Linked DNA regions of Homo sapiens: region 2 is linked to region 1. Evidence: read pairs that join two places in POLR2A ChIA-PET (ENCODE). Cell type or tissue: PC-3. All regions are shown on one strand. Links, peaks and the distances in the headings refer to the core of each region. The heading gives the core; the rest is flanking DNA.

Region 1 (2,908 bases), core at 111-2,610:
AGGGGGGCAAAGCAGAATTGTCAAGGGGGCAGCCCCCCTTGAATGCATGCCACCCCCTCATTTTCACATGGACCCCTCGGCCCTGCCCAGCCAGCTTCCCTGGTGTTCCCCACTCAGGATGGTGCTGAGATCCACTTGCTGGCAGAAGCCAAACATCTAGGGGTCATCTTTGGTTTTTCTTCCCCTCACCCCCAACACCCCATCCATCTCCAAGTCTGTCGGCTCAACCCCAAATGTGGCCTGAATCTGACCCCTTTCCACCCCCCGCGCCCCCTTCTCTCCCCTGAAGCCTCTCTTCCCTGGGATGGAGACCCCTCTGCTGCCTCCCATTCCTCTCCCGCACGTCGTGTCTACACCACTCGCCTATGCCAGTGGTTCTCGAACTGGAGCATGCACTAGAACCTCCCGGGCCCACCTCAAGACCCACAGAATCGAGCTCTGGGGGTGGGCCACCCAAATCACTCTTTCAGACAAATTCCCAGGTGCTGCTGCTGTCGCTGGGGAAGAACCACAGCTGAAGAACCGCTGGTCTGCATGAAACCCCTGCCTACTTCAAATCATAGTCAGGACCAAATATAAACGGTGCTGCAGGCAGGGGGGTCAACACACAGACTCGGAGCCACCATGGAGCTCAAGTCCCAGCTCTGTCATTTCCTGTGTGTCCTGGAGCAAATGACTTAACGTCTCTGTACCTCGGTTTGATTTTCTTCTCTGCAATGGGAGCAATGATAGTGCCTCCTCTCTGGGATCACTGTGAGGACTAAATGAGCTAATTCTGTGTCTCAGACTGGGTTGTCCCAGGAGCAGACCAGGAGACAAGAACATGAGCGATCCCAGGAAGCCCTAGCAGAGGAGGAGGGAAAGTGAGCCAGGGAAGGGGAAGGCAGACAGCAACACAGGGCACCTTAGCCGGTAAGTTATCCCTGTGGGCTCAACTTTTCTTGGGAACTTTGGGAGCCAGTGAAGAGTGCACAATTAATAACCCTGAGATCAAGTTTATTCCAGCCGGGAGGTGAGGGAGCCAAAGTATTTATCCACCCATCTTGGCAGAGATTGATTGCAGGATGCTTCTAGCCAGGGACTGTGTGAACAGCCTGCCGGTGCATGGGAAGAGCAGCTACAGTGGTCTGAGAAAGTCTCCAAGCCCAGGAAGTGACAGGTGTTTGCTGCTGGTCACCACTGGGTGAATGGTGAGGGCACACAAGTTGGTACCAAAAATATCAGTTACAACATGCAAAGCACTGGGTAAGAGCCTGTGTAGTACCCGCTCTTCTTACAATTCCCTGACCAGGGTCCCCATGGTCTGATCCCCTCACCAAAAATCCTTCAAGAGCGGCCCCTCCCATTCCAGCCTCCCCATCCCCTGACCTGCCTGGGCCACCCCCAGCCTAGAGCTTTTGCACCGGCTCTTCCCTCTGCCTGGGGCACCGTTCCCAGCTCTCATAGCCCTCAGTACCCCCTTCCTCACTTCTCAACCTCACCTCCCCTGATCAGAGCGTACTTTCCCATCTCTTCTCTCTGAAGCCACCCTACCAGTCACTTTCAATTCCATCTCCCCTTTGACTCCCTGCCTAGCACTTTGTAATCTCCATGTCTGTTTCTCTGTCTGGTGGCTCATGGTCTATCTCCACCTACTAGTCTGTTTCACTCCAGGATTCCACAAGCTGTAGTGTTTACTACCCTGTCCCCAGCATTTAGCAAGCATATTGTGAACACTCATTGAGTGAATGAAGAAATGGATGGATGGATGGATGGATGGATGGATGGATGGATGGATGGGCATGACTGACAGTCAGAGGCAGCAGTGTCATCTAAGGAGCACAGGTCCAGGATCTGGTACCTCAAGACTTGAATCCTAGCTCATTCCTTCCCCTCACATCCCTCTGACCCTCAGACCCACACCTGTCACTCCAGGGGCATGAGTGATCCCCTGACCTTGGGAGTTGGGCAGATTAGCCTCAACAGTGCAAGTGGGAGCTCCTTCTATAATAATTGAAGAAACTCATGGAACCCACTTATTTGAGAACAGCCTGGGCAGAACCAACATCTGTTCCCTTTTCCATCCTGGGCAGTCTCAGAGCCTAGAGGACTGGTTAGGGTTCAGTGTGGTGCGTGGAGCAGAGACTCAGGGGCAGCATGGCTTAAATGAAACAGAAGATGACTTCACCTTCATGTAACAGAAGCCCAGCTCAGCGTGGTCAGGCAACTTCTAGAAGTCACCAAAGACCAGACCCCTTCTACCGTGTTGACCCTCCATCCTCAACACAGAGCTTCTGCCTCATTGTCCAAGGCAGCTGCTTGTGCTCCAGCCATCATGTCCCACCTTCAGTCATCAGGAAAAAGGAAGGGATAAGCAGGGTTTTGCTTCTTCCTGTAAGGACACTTCCTGAAAGACTTCACACAAGACTTCTACTTACATCTTACTGGCCAGCACTTGGTCACACTCCCATATGACCAGGAGCTAAAAGTCAGGGGCCTTGTTAGCAAAGAATATGGGGAGAATGAATGGTGTGGTGCAGCCGGCAGCCTTGCCTTGGGAACCTTTCCAATGAGCCATTTGATTGCTCTATGATTCGTCTGCTCTGCGCCAGGGCCTGGAGCCACAGCAGGGAGCAAGTTCAGGAACCCCCCACCTTGAGGGGCCCACATGCCAGTGGGGGACAGTGAAGAGGACAAGTCAATACGCACGCAGTCACGATGCTTGCTAGGCCAAGTCCTGTGGGGAACACGGCAGAGGGGTAAGAAAGAGCATCGGAAGAGCAGGGGTGAGAGCCTACCCTAGCGCAGGGAGACAGCGAGGGCCCTTCTGAAGAGGTGACATTGGGACAGAGGCTCGAGGGATGAGAAGGGGCCACTGAGCATTTCAAGGACTAGGAAGTGCCTTGCGTACCCCAGGTCAGCTGCGGGT
Region 2 (2,908 bases), core at 251-2,750, 77 kb after region 1:
TTTTTAAGTTTGCAGGTTCTATTTGCCCTTTGTAAATTCAGGTAATTGTAAATAGTTGTATAGAAGGAGGACTCCCAGTAATGAGAGGACAAAGGACCATCCTTTCACGCCCTGCGGTGTGTACTCCCACATCCCAACAGGACAGGAGAGCCAGCAAGGAATCCACTGCAAGACCTTTGTCACTTGCTGCTGCATACGAGTTTTGTTTCCTAGGCGGCCACTTACTGAGAGTGAATGCTGCCTTGTTCAGAATGTGTTTGCAGTAATTCTGCTTAATAGTGGACTCATCTTTGGGGAGGGAAATAAAAGGTATTGTATGATAAACAGTGTCTAATATCGAGAAAACCCTTTGAACTAGACAAGCTGCTTTCTTCCCCTTCCCTCTTAGGAACGTCATATGACCGCTCACATTCGTACCCACACTGGAGAGAAACCATTCACCTGCCTTTCTTGCAATAAATGTTTCCGACAGAAGCAACTTCTAAACGCTCACTTCAGGAAATACCACGATGCAAATTTCATCCCGACTGTTTACAAATGCTCCAAGTGTGGCAAAGGCTTTTCCCGCTGGGTAAGCTTACTTAAGTCACAGTAAATCCCCCATGGAAAGATCCCTCTATCTCAGGAGGACAGTGTCACACCAGGAGAGTTTAAACCCGATTATAGAAACCTGCCAGGACTTCAGGAGCATCTGTCATGCCTTAGGAAAGTGGTTATTAGTTTTTTAAAATCACAAAATTCTTGAAGAATCCTATGAAAGTGTGGTCTCCTCATCCCCTAAAAAAAAAAAAAAGGACAATCCAACACACAAAATCTTACAATAGGGAGTTATCAGACTCCCCAAAGAACCCCACCTTTTAGTGTAATATTTTCAAACAGTGAACTAGATTTAGGCTACTTGACAGAGAGAATGCAGTTTTCACACATTTTTTCAGATGTCCCTAGAATAATGTTATTGGTGTCTATAATCCCAGCTACTTGAGAGGCCAAGGTGGGAGGATTACTTGAGGCCAGGAGTTTGAGATCAGCCTGGGCAACACAGGGAGACCCCCATCCCTCCAAAAAAATTAGCTGGTTGTGGTGGTGCACCCCTGTAGGCCTAGCTGCTCAGGAGGCTGAGACAGGAGGACCACTTGAGCCCAGGAGTTGGAGGCTACAGTGAGTCACGATCGCACCACTGCACTCTGGCCTCAAAGACAGAGTGAGACCCTGTCTCTAAAATAACTTTTTTAATTAAAAAAAAAAGAATAGTGCTGTTGGTACTGGACTAAGCAATACATTTATGGTTTTATTCTTTTAGGTGTTGTATTAGTTATCTATTTCTGTATGACAGATTACCTCAAAATGGAGTGGCTTAAAACCACAAACATTTATCACCTGACAGATTCTCTGGGTTGGGAACTCGGAAGTGGCTGAACTGGGTGGTCCTGGCTCAGGGCCACTCCTGAGGCTGCAGTCAGGATGTCCGCCAGGGCTGCATCATCCGAAGGCTGGACTGGGGCCAGAGGATCCACTTCCAGGACAGCTCCGCCACACAACTGCTGGCACCGGCCTCAGTTCCTTGCTACAGGGACCTCTCTGCAGGGCTGCTTGAGTGTCCTCCTGACTCAGAGCAAGTGAGAGAGTGCAAGTAGGAAGCCATGGTGCCTTTTGCAGTCTAGTCCTAAAAGCGGCACAACAGCCAGCTGTGGGGGCTCACACCTGTAATCCCAGTACTTCGGGAGGCCAAGGCAGGTGGATAACTTGAGGCCAGGAGCTCAAGACCAGCCTGGCCAACATGGTGAAACCCTGTCTCTACTTTAAAAAAAAAAAAAGAAAATAGCTAGGCGTGGTAGTGCACGCTTGTAATCCCAGCTACTTGGGTGGTTGGGACGGGAGGATCACTTGAACCCAGGAGACAGAGGTTGCAGTGAGCTGAGATTGTGCCACTGGCCTCCAGCCTGGGCGACAGAGCAAGACTCTGTCTCAAAAAAAAAAAAAAAGTGGCACATTCTAGTCACAAGAAATGAACCATGAAGTCCCACCCACACTCGAGTGGGGAATGAAGTTTCTTTTGAAAGGAACAGCATCAAAGAATTTCAGGACATTTAAAAACCACTGCACATGGCTAGCTAGATCCTTGGACCATGTAGGCTTCAGCCTAACTTTATAAAAGTTTTATAAAAGTTGAATTTCCTGAAGTTGACTATTTTTTTAAAAATATTTCTTCTTAAAACAGTAGTGTAGTTGTGTTTTTCTGAGTAGCACAGTGGGATAGTTCTGGAATGTCAACCCTATTAGTTTAAAATTTCAAATAAAAGCTGTGGCAGTGCTCCCAAAACACCATTGCTCATGCAAAAATTGTGAAGAGTTAAAATTAACGAGTAGAATTCTAAAGAGAAAAAAACTGCTCTTTGGTGCAAGAAATAAAAATGTAGAGAAAAGAACAAGTCTGCCTCATGCAGTCCCTCAGAACATAAAATTTTTGAAATTCCGATTCAAGAAAGCATATTTGGACTTGTGTCTAAAATATAAAAAGAACTCTTATAACTCAGTAAATAGACAGATACCCAATGAAAAACAGGTAAAGTATCTAGGCCAGGCGCGGTGGTTCACACCTGTAATCCCAGCACTTTGGGAGGCAGAGGCAGGTGGATCACAAGGTCAGCAGTTCAAGACCAGCCTGGCCAAAATGATGAAACCCCATCTCTACTACAAATACAAAAATTAGCTGGGCATGGTGGCACATGCCTGTAATCCTAGCTGCTCAGGAGGCTGAGGCAGGAGAATTGCTTGAACCCAGGAGGTGGAGGTTGCAGTGAGCTGAGACTGTGCCACTACAGTCCAGCCTGGGCAACAGAGCGAGACTGTCTCAGGAAAAAAACAAAACAAAACAGTTAAAGTATCTAAATAGACCTTTCTCCAAAGA

What was found. ChIA-PET counts read pairs that join two places held together with the same protein. Peaks named below come from ENCODE experiments on the same cell type or tissue, not always from the same donor. Only the 100,000 strongest peaks of a DNase experiment are listed, where the experiment ranks them.
Region 2: POLR2A ChIA-PET joins it to region 1 with 11 read pairs; 4 of 35 experiments call an interaction of 5 or more read pairs at or near these places.

What each region holds. Positions count from the first base shown.
Region 1 is chr20:57,583,449-57,586,356 of GRCh38, reverse strand. No RefSeq gene overlaps it. Among named protein-coding and RNA genes, the nearest start is that of PCK1, 24 kb to the right of the region's middle. RefSeq lists an enhancer at 1-24. In PC-3, for the core only: no CTCF peak of the experiment used is centred there; no DNase peak of the experiment used is centred there; H3K27me3 peaks cover 2,272 bases.
Region 2 is chr20:57,506,269-57,509,176 of GRCh38, reverse strand. CTCFL (CCCTC-binding factor like) reads left to right here. Exons shown (of 11, transcript NM_001386993.1): 9 at 389-571. Among named protein-coding and RNA genes, the nearest start is that of CTCFL, 17 kb to the left of the region's middle. In PC-3, for the core only: no CTCF peak of the experiment used is centred there; a DNase peak (open chromatin) is centred at 1,496.